Linked DNA regions of Homo sapiens: region 2 is linked to region 1. A link is a contact called in ENCODE Hi-C or POLR2A ChIA-PET data. All regions are on one chromosome and are shown on one strand. Each heading gives the region's core, a stretch centred on a gene start or an enhancer-like site at or near the end of the contact. The rest is flanking DNA. Distances are from core to core; before and after follow the strand shown.

Region 1 (5,802 bases), core at 981-3,480:
GTCAATTAGTGGCCATAATCAAATTTTCTTTGATAACTGAGAATTGTATAGGGCCTTGGGACCATCATTCTGAGCATGAATCTCCCTTGTCCAAGACGTTGGATATATAAAGGGAAATAGATTGGGCTGAATGTATATCTCCTGGGAGTTATGTCTTTGCATATGTTACAGATAGCAGCTTTTTCTTCATAATTTGGCCTTTATCCCAAAAGCTGAGATACAGAAGAAAAATCCAGTGAATTAAGTTCCTTTTACATAACCAAAAAGTGAACTTAAAAATAAATTGGAGGCTGGGCATGGTGGCTCACGCCTGTAATCCCAGCACTTTGGGAGGCTCGATCATTTGAGGTCAGGAATTCAAGACTAGCCTGGCCAACATGGTGAAACCCCATCTCTACTAAAAATACAAAAATTAGCTGGGCATGGTGGCGCACGACTGTAATCCCAGCTCCTCAGAAGGCTGAAGTGGTAGAATCTCTTGAACCCAGGATGTGGAGGTTGCAGTGAGCTGAGATCACACCACTGCACTCCAGCCTGGGCGACAGAACAAGACTCTCATCTCAAAATAATAAATAAATAAATAAATAGGGCTTGAAGGTGAGATTTTAATACTAACTTTGTTTTCTTTAAAAAGTTATTCAGGCTAGTGGCTCATGCCTGTAATCCCAGCACATTTTGAGGCCGAGGCAGGAGGATTGCTTGAGGCCAAGAGTTCGAGACTAGCCTAGGCAACATAACAAGATTCTGTCTCTACAAAAAAAAAAAAAAAAAAATATATATATATATATATATATATACACATATATATAACATATATACACACAATATATATAACATATATATGTAATATATATAACATATACACTATATATAACATATATGTAATATATATAACATATATATGCATACTTGTAGAAGAAAATATGGAAAAATATTTAAAAAGAAGAAAATAAATATCACTATAGTCTCATTGCTGATAAATAACCATTAATGTTCTGATGTGTACACTTCCAGTCTGTGCTTTGCATATGTTTATGTTTAACGTTTCTTAAAAAAAACTGGGACCATAGCATATGAAAACTTTTGAGGCTGGGCGTGGTGGCTCATGCCTGTAATCCCAGCTCTTTGGGAAGCCGAGGCAGGCGGATCACCTGAGATCGGGAGTTCAAGACCAGCCTGACCAACATGGAGAAACTCCGTCTCTACTAAAAATATAAAATTAGCCGGGCGTGGTGGCACATGCCTGTAATGCCAGCTACTCAGGAGTCTGAGGTGGGAGAATTGCTTGAACCCAGGTGGCAGAGGTTGCAGTGAGCCGAGATCGTGCCATTTCACTCTAGCCTGGGCAACAGGAACGAAATTCTGTCTCAAAAAAAAAATAAAAGAAAAGAAAAAAGAAAAATTCTGTATTCTGCATTTTCACTTACTTGTATTTTGTGAGCGTTTCTCTTACAATTTAGTCTTTGAAAACATTATTTTTAATGGCTGCATAATATCCCACTGTACGGATATATTTTCATTTTTGTTTATTCTTTTTGAGACGGAGTCTCACTGTGTTGCCCAGGCTGAAGTGCAGTGGCCCGATCTCGGCTTACTGCAACCACCGCCTCCCGGGTTCAAGCAATTCTTGTGTCTCAGCCTCCCGAGTAGCTGGGACTATAGGTACACACCACCAGGCCTGGCTAATTTTTTTTGTATTTCTAGTAGAGATGGGATTTCACCATGTTGGCCAGGCTGGTCTCGAACTCCTGACCTCAGATGATCCACCTGCCTCAGCCTCCCAAAGTGCTGGGATTACAGGCATGAGCCACTGTACCTGACCCCACTGTATAGACATGAACTTTAGCTATTCCTTTTCTGATGAGCATTTAGGTTTTTCCTGTTTTAAAAAAATTCTCAGTGGCTCAAGCCAGTAATCCCAGCACTTTGGGAGGCTGAGGCAGGCGGATCACGAGGTGAGGAGATCGAGACCATCCTGGCTAACACAGTGAAACCCCATCTCTACTAAAAATACAAAAAATTATCCAGGCGTGGTGGCGGGCACCTGTGGTCCCAGCTACTTGGGAGGCTGAGGCAGGAGAATGGCGTGAACCTGGGAGGCGGAGCTTGCAGTGAGCCGAGATGGCGCCACTGCACCCCAGCCTGGGTGACAGAGCGAGACACGGTCTCAAAAAAAAAAATTCTAAATAACACTGTAAGATATTAGTACAGAATTTTGACCACATCCCTATTTCTTTTGTATAGATTTCTGGAAGTGAGATTTCAGGTCCTAAGAGTTATGAACATTTTTGAGGTTCTTGATAATATTGCCAAATTGCTCTCCAGAAAAGTTGACCAATTTACATCCAGTTTTTCAACTAAAAATCTTAAGATTTTTTTCAACTCAAGATTTTCAGTTAACAATCTTAAGAAAAACTTGACAAATCCTGAAACTTCTCTTTATGCTTTGATAAGTCCATTCTGCTCATCTGTCAAAGAACCACTTCCTGTGTCACGGCTTGTCACTTTTTTTATTTTTTTTGAAATGGAGTTTTGCTCTTTTTGCCCAGGCTGGAGTGCAATGGCGTGATCTCGGCTCACTGCAACCTCCGACTCCCTGGTTCAAGCAATTCTCTTGCCTCAGCCTCCCCCGTAGCTGGGATTACAGGCATGCACCACCATGCCCGGCTAATTTTGTATTTTTAGTAGAGTTGAGGTTTCTCCATGTTGGTCAGGCTGGTCTCAAATTCCTGACCTCAGGTGATCTGCCCGCCTCAGCTTCCCAAAGTGCTGGGATTATAGGCGTGAGCCACCGCACCCGTCCTGTCACTTCATTTTTATAGTGCTACAGAACCATGTTTTCTCCTCTCTGTTCATGTTCCCTTTTCTGACTCCACCTTTGGGTTTTTGTATCTTCCAGGTTCAGGTGTGGGACACAGCAGGTCAGGAACGTTTCCGCAAAAGCATGGTCGAGCATTACTACCGCAACGTACATGCCGTGGTCTTCGTCTATGACGTCACCAAGATGACATCTTTCACCAACCTCAAAATGTGGATCCAAGAATGCAATGGGCATGCTGTGCCCCCACTAGTCCCCAAAGTGCTTGTGGGCAACAAGTGTGACTTGAGGGAACAGATCCAGGTGCCCTCCAACTTAGCCCTGAAATTTGCTGATGCCCACAACATGCTCTTGTTTGAGACATCGGCCAAGGACCCCAAAGAGAGCCAGAACGTGGAGTCGATTTTCATGTGCTTGGCTTGCCGATTGAAGGCCCAGAAATCCCTGCTGTATCGTGATGCTGAGAGGCAGCAGGGGAAGGTGCAGAAACTGGAGTTCCCACAGGAAGCTAACAGTAAAACTTCCTGTCCTTGTTGAAACCAAACGATATAAATACAAGATAAATTATCACTGGAGTTTTTTCTTTCCCTTTTTTCTGTGCCTGCATAATGCTGACACCTGCTTGTTTCCATACAAATTGATATCAAAATAAAATTTGTATAGATTATCACATGGCTTTTTGTCTTGCTTTCCTCCAAGACATTCCTGATTGTGATGAGCAGAACAGGCAGTTTGCCCTACTAGAGTGATATTCTCCATGCCAGTGGCACACTCCCTACCAGCTTTCTAGGCTCTCTGAAATTCTCATCGTTTGAGTCACTTCTTCAGGACTAATTCATTCTCTCACTCAGTGTAATCAGTGGGCAGAAACACCCGGTGGGGTTGGGACACAGGCCAGATATGTTTTTCTAGAGAGCAAGTGCAGGTGGAGTGATAGAGAAGTCTTGAAAGGAGATGTGGACTCATCAGTATTTCCTAGGTTCCCTAGATATGTGCCTTGAATGTCCAGATAGACTACTCTCTCCCTATTTTCCAGTTTAAAAGTAAAAAGTATGGCCGGACGCAGTGGCTCACGCCTGTAATACCAAGACTTTGGGAAGCTGAGGCAGGCAGGTCACTTGAGGTCAGGAGTTAGAGACCAGCCTGGCCAACATGGCGAAAACCTGTCTCTACTAATAATACAAAAATTAGCCAGGCATGGTGGCACATGCCTGTAATCCCAGCTACTCGAGGGCTGAGGCAGGAGAATCACTTGAACCTGGGAGGCGGAGGTTGCAGTGAGCCAAGATTGTGCCACTGTGCTCCAGCCTGGGTGACAGAGTGAAACTGTGTCAAAAAAAAAAAAAAAAAAGGAGAGTTGGTCCAGTGGGCCCAATTACTTCCAGAATAGTTAGATTCTGCTTCCCATTTTTCACCAATCAGTCTTGAACCCTAAGGCTGTTCCGACTGTGACCCCCACCCCCATTCTTTCTTGGATGGGCAGGGCTCAAGCAACAAATATCTATCATGTCCCCAGACCTTTGCTAGGTGCTAGGGAAGAAATGTTACAAGAGGACACATTCTCTATGTTCAGAGACCCTATGATCTATTTGCAGGAACGATGTACACACTGAAAGTACGTGCAAACAAAAACTAGACAACAACATCACCAAGTGTGAGGTTGTGCCATGGGAAGTGAGAGCATTATGTATTCAATATCAGGGAGGGCTCATAGGAAAATACTTAGATTTGTTTTGTTTGTTAAATAATGTGTAAGGTTTAGATTGGTAAAGGAGAGGGAAGCGGGCAAAATCAGGGCAAAATCAGGGGGGCAGGAATGACCTTGGAAGTTGGAAGAGAGGACAACTGGGGGTCTGGCCCAAGGAGAGCTGAGCAGTGCTAACAGGAGCCGAGGTTGGGAAGGGCTTGTGCATCAGGCAGAACAGTTTGGAGACTTTTTTTTTTTTCTGAGACAGAGTCTCGCTCTGTTGCCCAGACTGGAGTGCAGTGGTGCGATCTCAGCTCACTGTAACCTCCACCTCCCGGGTTCAAACAATTCTCCCTGCCTCAGCCTCCTGAGTAGCTGTGATTACAGGCACCTGCCACCACGCCCAGCTAATGTTTGTATTTTTTAGTAGAGACAGGGTTTCACCACGTTGGCCAGGCTGGTCTCAACTCCTGGCCTCAGGTGATTTGCCTGCCTCTGCCTTCCAAAGTGCTGAGATTACAGGCGTGAGCCACCGCACCGAGCTCGGACTTACTTTCTGAGCCAATGAGAGCTCTTGGTAGTTTTCCAGCAGGAGAGTCCTATAGTTATTTCTCATACATCTGGTCTTATTATTGATACGAAAGCTCCTTGTCCAATTGTGAAAGTAACTAAAAGTGGCTAGTAAAGGCTTGTCTACAATAGCTCCAGGTGGATTTCTTTGCATGAAAGATGGTGTGCTCCTTTAGGGGTCTCTCTTGTTGGAATCCCGCTGTGAGGGGGTCTCGGGAAGACAGCTCTTGAACACTTTCCTCTGTTAGGCATATGGAGCTCTGCTCCTAGACAGCGAAGGGTAACACACACCAGATGTTCTTCCCACCCAAATAAAGAGCTTGTCTAGTCCTGCCTGGCTCATCCTTGCAGCCCTCTCCACCCCATCCCATCCCCCTCTGGCCTCAGACTCAGTTCAGCCCCCAGTGGCCTCAGACTCAGTCCAGCCCCCAGTCTGGTTCTCGTCACTTGACTTTTGCCTGGATCTCAGTCTTTGGAATCTGCCTAGCACTCCAGTTAGAGCTGCTTTTCTTACTAGTTGTCCCCATCCAACTCCCAGCCCCAGAATCTCCCCCAAAGGGCTGGGCTCCCACTGTCTGTGGATGAGCTGTGTGCTGGAAGCCTGGTTGCTATACCTCTCCCAGATGGAACATCCCACGACCTTGTCTCACACTCCAGACACTGACTCCTTGCTCAGGACACAACCTGTTGTTGTGTCGCCTTTTGGTTGCCGTCACCTGGCTTGCAG
Region 2 (5,802 bases), core at 2,393-4,892, 160 kb after region 1:
CCAGCACACAAGGACATAAGGCCACCCTCCAGAAGCACATGACATGAACACACCTATCTCAAGAATTATAGGATAAGCATGTGTGTATGCATGGTGAGGACTAGAAGGAGGCTTTTGACTATCAAGAGTAGCAGTGGATGTTTGGATTTCAGGTAATTGCTACCTTCCTTCCACTTTTGTGTATAGTTTAGTGATTTATAATAACTATGTATTTTTTATAATCAGAAAAAATAGTAAAGCTATTGTAATGTTGAAAACTATATATAGTCTTCACCAAAGAAATTAATAGTCCCAATGTACACTGCACTGATAAAATCACATCTTAGGCTCTCATTCTCCTACTGGCCCGGAAGAACCAGTGGCCATATTGTGAGCTGTCTGTGGAAAGGGTCACGTTGCAGGAAAACAGGGGCAGCCTCAGCAGCTGAGAGTGGCCTCTGGACAACAGCCAGAAAGAAACTGAAGCCCTCAGTGCTACAGGTGCAAGGAAATAAATTCTGCAACAATCTGGGTGAGCGTGGAAGTGGATTTTCACTCAGTCAAGTCTTAAGATAAAAATACAAGTCTGGCCGACACCTTGATTGCAGCCTTGTGAGATCCCAGAGCACAGGACCCAGTGAAGTCATGCCTGGACTCTTGATCTACAGAAACTGTGAGACAGTACATGTGTGTTGTTCTAAGCTGCTGAATTTGTGGCAAATTTTTAATGCAGCATAGAAAATTAACACACACTCCTACTAGCAGTATGTGAGAATTTGAGATACTTTACATCCTTGCCAATCCTCAGTCCTTTTAACTTTGGCCACGCTGGTGGGTGTGTATTGTGATTTTAATTTTAATTTTCCTGATGAATAATAATGTTGAACACTTTTTAATATGCTTATTGGTTATTGGATATACTCTCTTATGAAGTGCCCCGCAAGCATTTTTCCCATTAAAAATTTGAGTAGCCTATCATTTTATTACTGTTTTAGGAGTTCTTTACATATACTGGATATGAAATTTTGTAGGATACATGGATTAAAAATCTACCATTGTGGGGCTTGCGTTTTCACTCTTCTTAATGGTGACTTCTTTTTTCTGGGGGGTGGGGGGGATGGAGTCTCACTCTTGTCGCCCAGGCTGGAGTGCAGTGGCGCAATCTCGGCTCAATGCAACCTCCGCCTCCCAGGTTCAAGCGATTCTCCTGCCTCAGCTTTCCGAGTAGCTGGGATCACAGGCGTACGCCACCACACCTGGTTAATTTTTGTATATTTAGTAGAGACGGGGTTTCACCATGTTGGCCAGGCTGATCTCGAACTCATGACCTCAGGTGATCCACCCGTCTCGGCCTCCCAAAGTGCTGGGATTACAGGCGTGAGCTCCTGTGCCCAGCCAAAAAAAATTTGAGGCTGGAGCACAGTGGCGCGATCACAGCTCACTGCAGCCTTGACCTCCCGGTCTCAAGTGATTCTCCCACTTCAGCCTCCGGAGTAACTGCGACTACAGTCGTGGCTAATTTTTAAATTTTTGGTAGAGGCGGGTGTTTCCTTATATTGCCCAGGCTGGTCTCGACCTCCTGGGCTCAAATGATGTTCCTGCCTCGGCTTCCCAACTATAGTATAGATGAGAGCAACATAGCATAGTGGTTAAGAGCAATCCCAGCTCTGCCATTTTCTAAATTACTCTCCTAACCTTTTATGGCCTGTGTTCTCAACCGTCAAAGGGGAAAAATAATAGTACCTGTCTTATAGGGTAGTTAGGAACACAAAAAGCTCTTGGCATCACCCTTGGTACATGGTAGGTACTGCACAATGTCAGCTAATATTATCGTCATGTGTGCTGCCTGGAGAAATTTTTAAGTGGAAAACAAAACAAACAAACAAAAACACAGGCCAGACGAGGTGGCTCACGCCTTTAATCCCAGCACTTTGAGGGGCCAAGGCGGGTGGATCACCTGAGGCCAGGAGTTGGCGATCAGCATGGCCAACATGGCGAAACCCCGTCTCTACTAAAAATACAAAAATTAGCTGGGTGTGGTAGCAGGCACCTGTAATCCCAGCTACTCAGGAGGCTGAGGCAGGAGAATCGCTTGAACCTGGGAGGTGGAGGTTGCAGTGAGCCGAGATCGCACCACTGCACTCCAGCCTGGACCACAAAGTGAGACTCTGTCCAAAAAAAAACAAACAAAACCCAACAAAATAAAACAAGGTGAACTAAAATGAGAAATATCCTTTTGGAAGAACATAGTTCCAAATATTTATTCATTCAACAAATAACCATTTAGGGCCAACTTGCACTGACTTTTCCTTATAACACATAAGCAATAAACCCTATTATTGCGTACTCTCGCGTGATTAGGGAACGTTGTTAAGAGGCTCAAAAATCGGACGTCATAGCTCAAAAATCGGACGTCATAGCACATTGGCTAATGGAATCACCCAGGGGCTTTGCGGTTTCCCCTTCCAGCAGCCAGAGGGGCCAGAGTCGGAAGCTGGGGGTCGGACTCTTGGCATCTTCTGGTGGATTATGAGGTTTGGATTAACTGGGATTTCCCGTTGGTGTTTTTCTGCCTCATCTGTTTAGCTTTTTGTGGTCCCCTTTTTGGTATCCAACTTGCTCTTTCTTAAGTGAAGTTTCTGATTAAAGCAAGAGCTTCGAGTAAGGGGTCTGACCGTAATTTTTCACTGGTTAATGTCTGACGTCCAGTAGGTGCTGTCTGGATCATTCTCCGTCCCTCCCTCCCTTCTTTCCCTCCCCCCCTTCCTTTCTCTCCCTTTCTCTTTTCTTTCTCTCTCTCCCTCCCTCCTTCCTTTCTCTTTCTCTCTCTCTCTCTTTCTCTCCTTTCTTGGATGGAGTCTTGCTTTGTCACCCAGGCTAGAGGGCAGTGGCGTGATCTCAGCTCACTGCAACCTCCACCTCCGGGGTTCAAGTGACTCTCCTGCCTCAGCCTCCCGAGTAGCTGGGACCACAGGTGCGTGCCACCACACCCAGCTAATTTTTTTGCATTTTTACTAGAGACGGGATTTCACCATGTTGGCCAGGCTGGTCTCAAAACTCCTGGCATCAAGTGATGCGCCCGGACCCTCAAAGTGTTGAGATTACAGGCGTGAGCCACCGCGCCTGGCCTTGAACTTTATTTTCTCATTGAGCCCAGGCACCTCACTAAATTCGGCTCACCCCTATGTCTCACTTTCCTACTTTTGTTTTGAAGCCTTTGCCCCACCCCCTCCACGTTGCCGCCTTTTTCGTACTGAGCGCGCAGGGCACTACGCCCACCACTCCCCTTGACCCACTCCTCAAGCCCTGATACCGGGGCGAGGCCCCTTCCTTTTCTAGTCCTTCTACGCGCCAGGTGGGTGGGTTTCGCGGTGACGAGGCGACACCTCTTTCCCCTCTGGCGAGCACGTTAACTGGGGAAGCTACCAAATTCTCACGCCTTAGCTGCCCTGCCTCCACCTCCCGCAAGTCCGGTTGCCCCTCTAGGCTTCTGCGCCTGCAGTGGTTCCGACCCTCGCCTTTAGAACTCTGCCGCTTCCGCCTCTTATTTCGCGCCTTTGTTTTTAGTTTTGGAAGGGGCGGAGTTGAAATGGCTGCGCCGCGGTTGCCGAAGCAACGCTTTGGTTACTTCCGTTGGTTTCAATGCTTCCGGGTTGGCGCTGCAGTGGCGTTTCCGACTGTGGGAGCCTCAGCTTCCCAGTCGTCCGATGAGCCCGAGCAGGTGAGGGGGAGCTCCTGGACTTCCAGGCTGGGGAGCGGGGCTGGGCCGCGCCAGGCCGCGCGGGGCCGGGCTGGCCTGGTTCCCGGCCTGGGAGGGGCTTAACGGTCCTCTGGTCTCTCTCTCCCCTCAGCTGAGTCCCTTCCCTGTCTTTCACTCTTCTGGCATCGGTGGTTTTACTTCTTCGATTGAACCCTGCTTCCTCGACCCCCCTGGGAGGCCGCCTTCTTCAGGCGCCTCCCTTCTCTCCACGAGCTCGCTCTGACAGCTGAGGAACTGGCAAGATCCTGCTACCCAGAGGGTGAATGGGTATCTTTCCCGGAATAATCCTAATTTTTCTAAGGGTGAAGTTTGCAACGGCGGCCGTGATTGTAAGCGGAGTAAGCAAACACCTCCATTGTATTAGTGTAAGGGATACTGTTGAAAGATGCTCCCCTTCGGTTTCTACCCCCTGTCACTCCTGAGGTCAAGGCATTGAAGGCATCTATTAAAATGCAGTTCAGTTACTTGATTGGCATGACAGCTGTTATCAACATGAATTAGTTTCTCAGACAGGATAACAGCAGGGACATTTATGGTTTCCTGTCAGTGATTCCTTGTTGTTGTTGTTTTTCCCCCCAGCCTAGAGATGCCTAGCGTTATCATGAACTCTTCCCTCGTCTTCATTCCCTACATCATCGAGTTCTTTGTGTCTTCATTGGGGAAGTCTATCTCTAACCTCAGTGCCAACAAGCATCTTTGTCTGCTGTACTTTGCACCATCCTAAGCTAGTCTCCCTGCCTCTCCCGTTTGTAATGTAATCCACTGTGTTTGCTGCAGCCCTAATAGGCTAAAATGTGGTGGATTTCCTCAAGTCACTTCGTTGTTAAACACACACACACAAAACATGCAGCCCCCTCCTACACCCCCTACCCCCACCCCTTGGTTTCAAGCCTTTCAACATAACATGCTCCTTATCACACTTCTTGTCTGATACTGTTTCAGTCAACAAGGGAATTCTCTGTTCCAGTTAGGTTCCTTTCTTCTTGGCACAAACCATACTGATGCCTGCTTCTACATGCTGTGCTTGTTCCCACATTTGTGTTTCTGTTCATTCTCTCTTCCCTGCCCCTCTCCCTTACCTGCACCTAACCAGGTTGTACCTACCGTCTCTCAAGGTTCAATTTAGGTTCTCTCACCTCGGCAATTTTCAAATTAGTCAATCCCATGCTGGTTGTAGTCTTTTCTATGCTCCTCTTGCTCTTAAAGTTTGTACTACACAGTTTAGTACTTAATTTTTCTCTAACGCACTACTTTGATTTCTTCCACCAGATTATAAGCTCTTGAAAGGCAAGTACTGTATTTCGTACTTTTTTCTCTGTCCCATCTCATTGGTTATTCAGAAAAGACAGGTTGAGTGGTAAATATTGTCTTGGTGCTAGAACGAATATCTGTGTTTTTCAAATATGATTATACCCAAAGTGCATTGCAGGTTTGGGCATTTAGCATGCCTTCAATAAATATCTGCTTGGCTCTCCATTGTTACCTTCTGAATCTGAGAATCTCTAATTTCTACTCTTTCTTAAAGGAGAAAGCAGGAGAGGCACCCAGAGTTTCCTGACCAGATCTTGGGAGTAGTATAGGGCAATGTAACTTGTATTGTAGGACATTCTTACTTTCACTCATTAGTCTATCAAATTCTCCGAAGTCAGATCTTCAGAATAAATGTTGGCATTTTGAAGACAATTTTCATTGGTTTCTTTATACAGTAAAAATATTTAGGGTACTATATTTTTATTTTACCTTAGATATGACTACTTTTACGCATATTTGGGGTTAGCCCCTACAAGTTAAAATAATTTTTAGAGGGCTTGGGGTATTTTACATAAGTAATTCCTTGGAACAAAAGCAAGGGAACAGGGTTCGCAGGCAGAGAATATCTGGGGATCAAGATAGTGTCATACACAGGGTGTGTAGCATTGGCCAGGTCCAGCAAGTTACCTTCCTTGTTTCCTCTGCAATCTTTTATATACAGGCTGCATACATAGGTAAAGGATGTCACACTGCAAAACCAACTAAGTATTGAATGGATATGTATTCAATTCTATGCAAGCTATAATGGGGGT

Evidence for each region. A loop is a pair of places that touch in the nucleus more often than their neighbours do. ChIA-PET counts read pairs that join two places held with the same protein, here RNA polymerase II (POLR2A). Pooled maps may share reads with other maps.
Region 2: a pooled map shows a loop between it and region 1 (3-fold over the local background). The contact joins the promoter of SLC25A14 here to the enhancer-like site in region 1. A Hi-C loop is called at or near these places in 8 of 50 pooled maps. POLR2A ChIA-PET finds 5 or more read pairs at or near these places in 4 of 52 experiments (Panc1, WTC11, activated B cell and 1 more).

The regions. Positions count from the first base shown.
Region 1 is chrX:130,181,386-130,187,187 of GRCh38, forward strand. It overlaps RAB33A (RAB33A, member RAS oncogene family), which reads left to right. Exons shown (of 2, transcript NM_004794.3): 2 at 2,900-3,485. The coding sequence ends at 3,355. Among named protein-coding and RNA genes, the nearest start is that of RAB33A, 12 kb to the left of the region's middle. Within about 2 kb of position 2,231, at least 4 of the 41 ENCODE cell types and tissues checked have a DNase peak (open chromatin) inside an H3K27ac peak, as active enhancers do.
Region 2 is chrX:130,336,277-130,342,078 of GRCh38, forward strand. SLC25A14 (solute carrier family 25 member 14) reads left to right here and starts at 3,643. Exons shown (of 11, transcript NM_001282195.2): 1 at 3,643-3,700; 2 at 3,831-4,077. The coding sequence starts at 4,003. RefSeq lists an enhancer at 3,275-3,848 and a silencer at 3,661-3,870.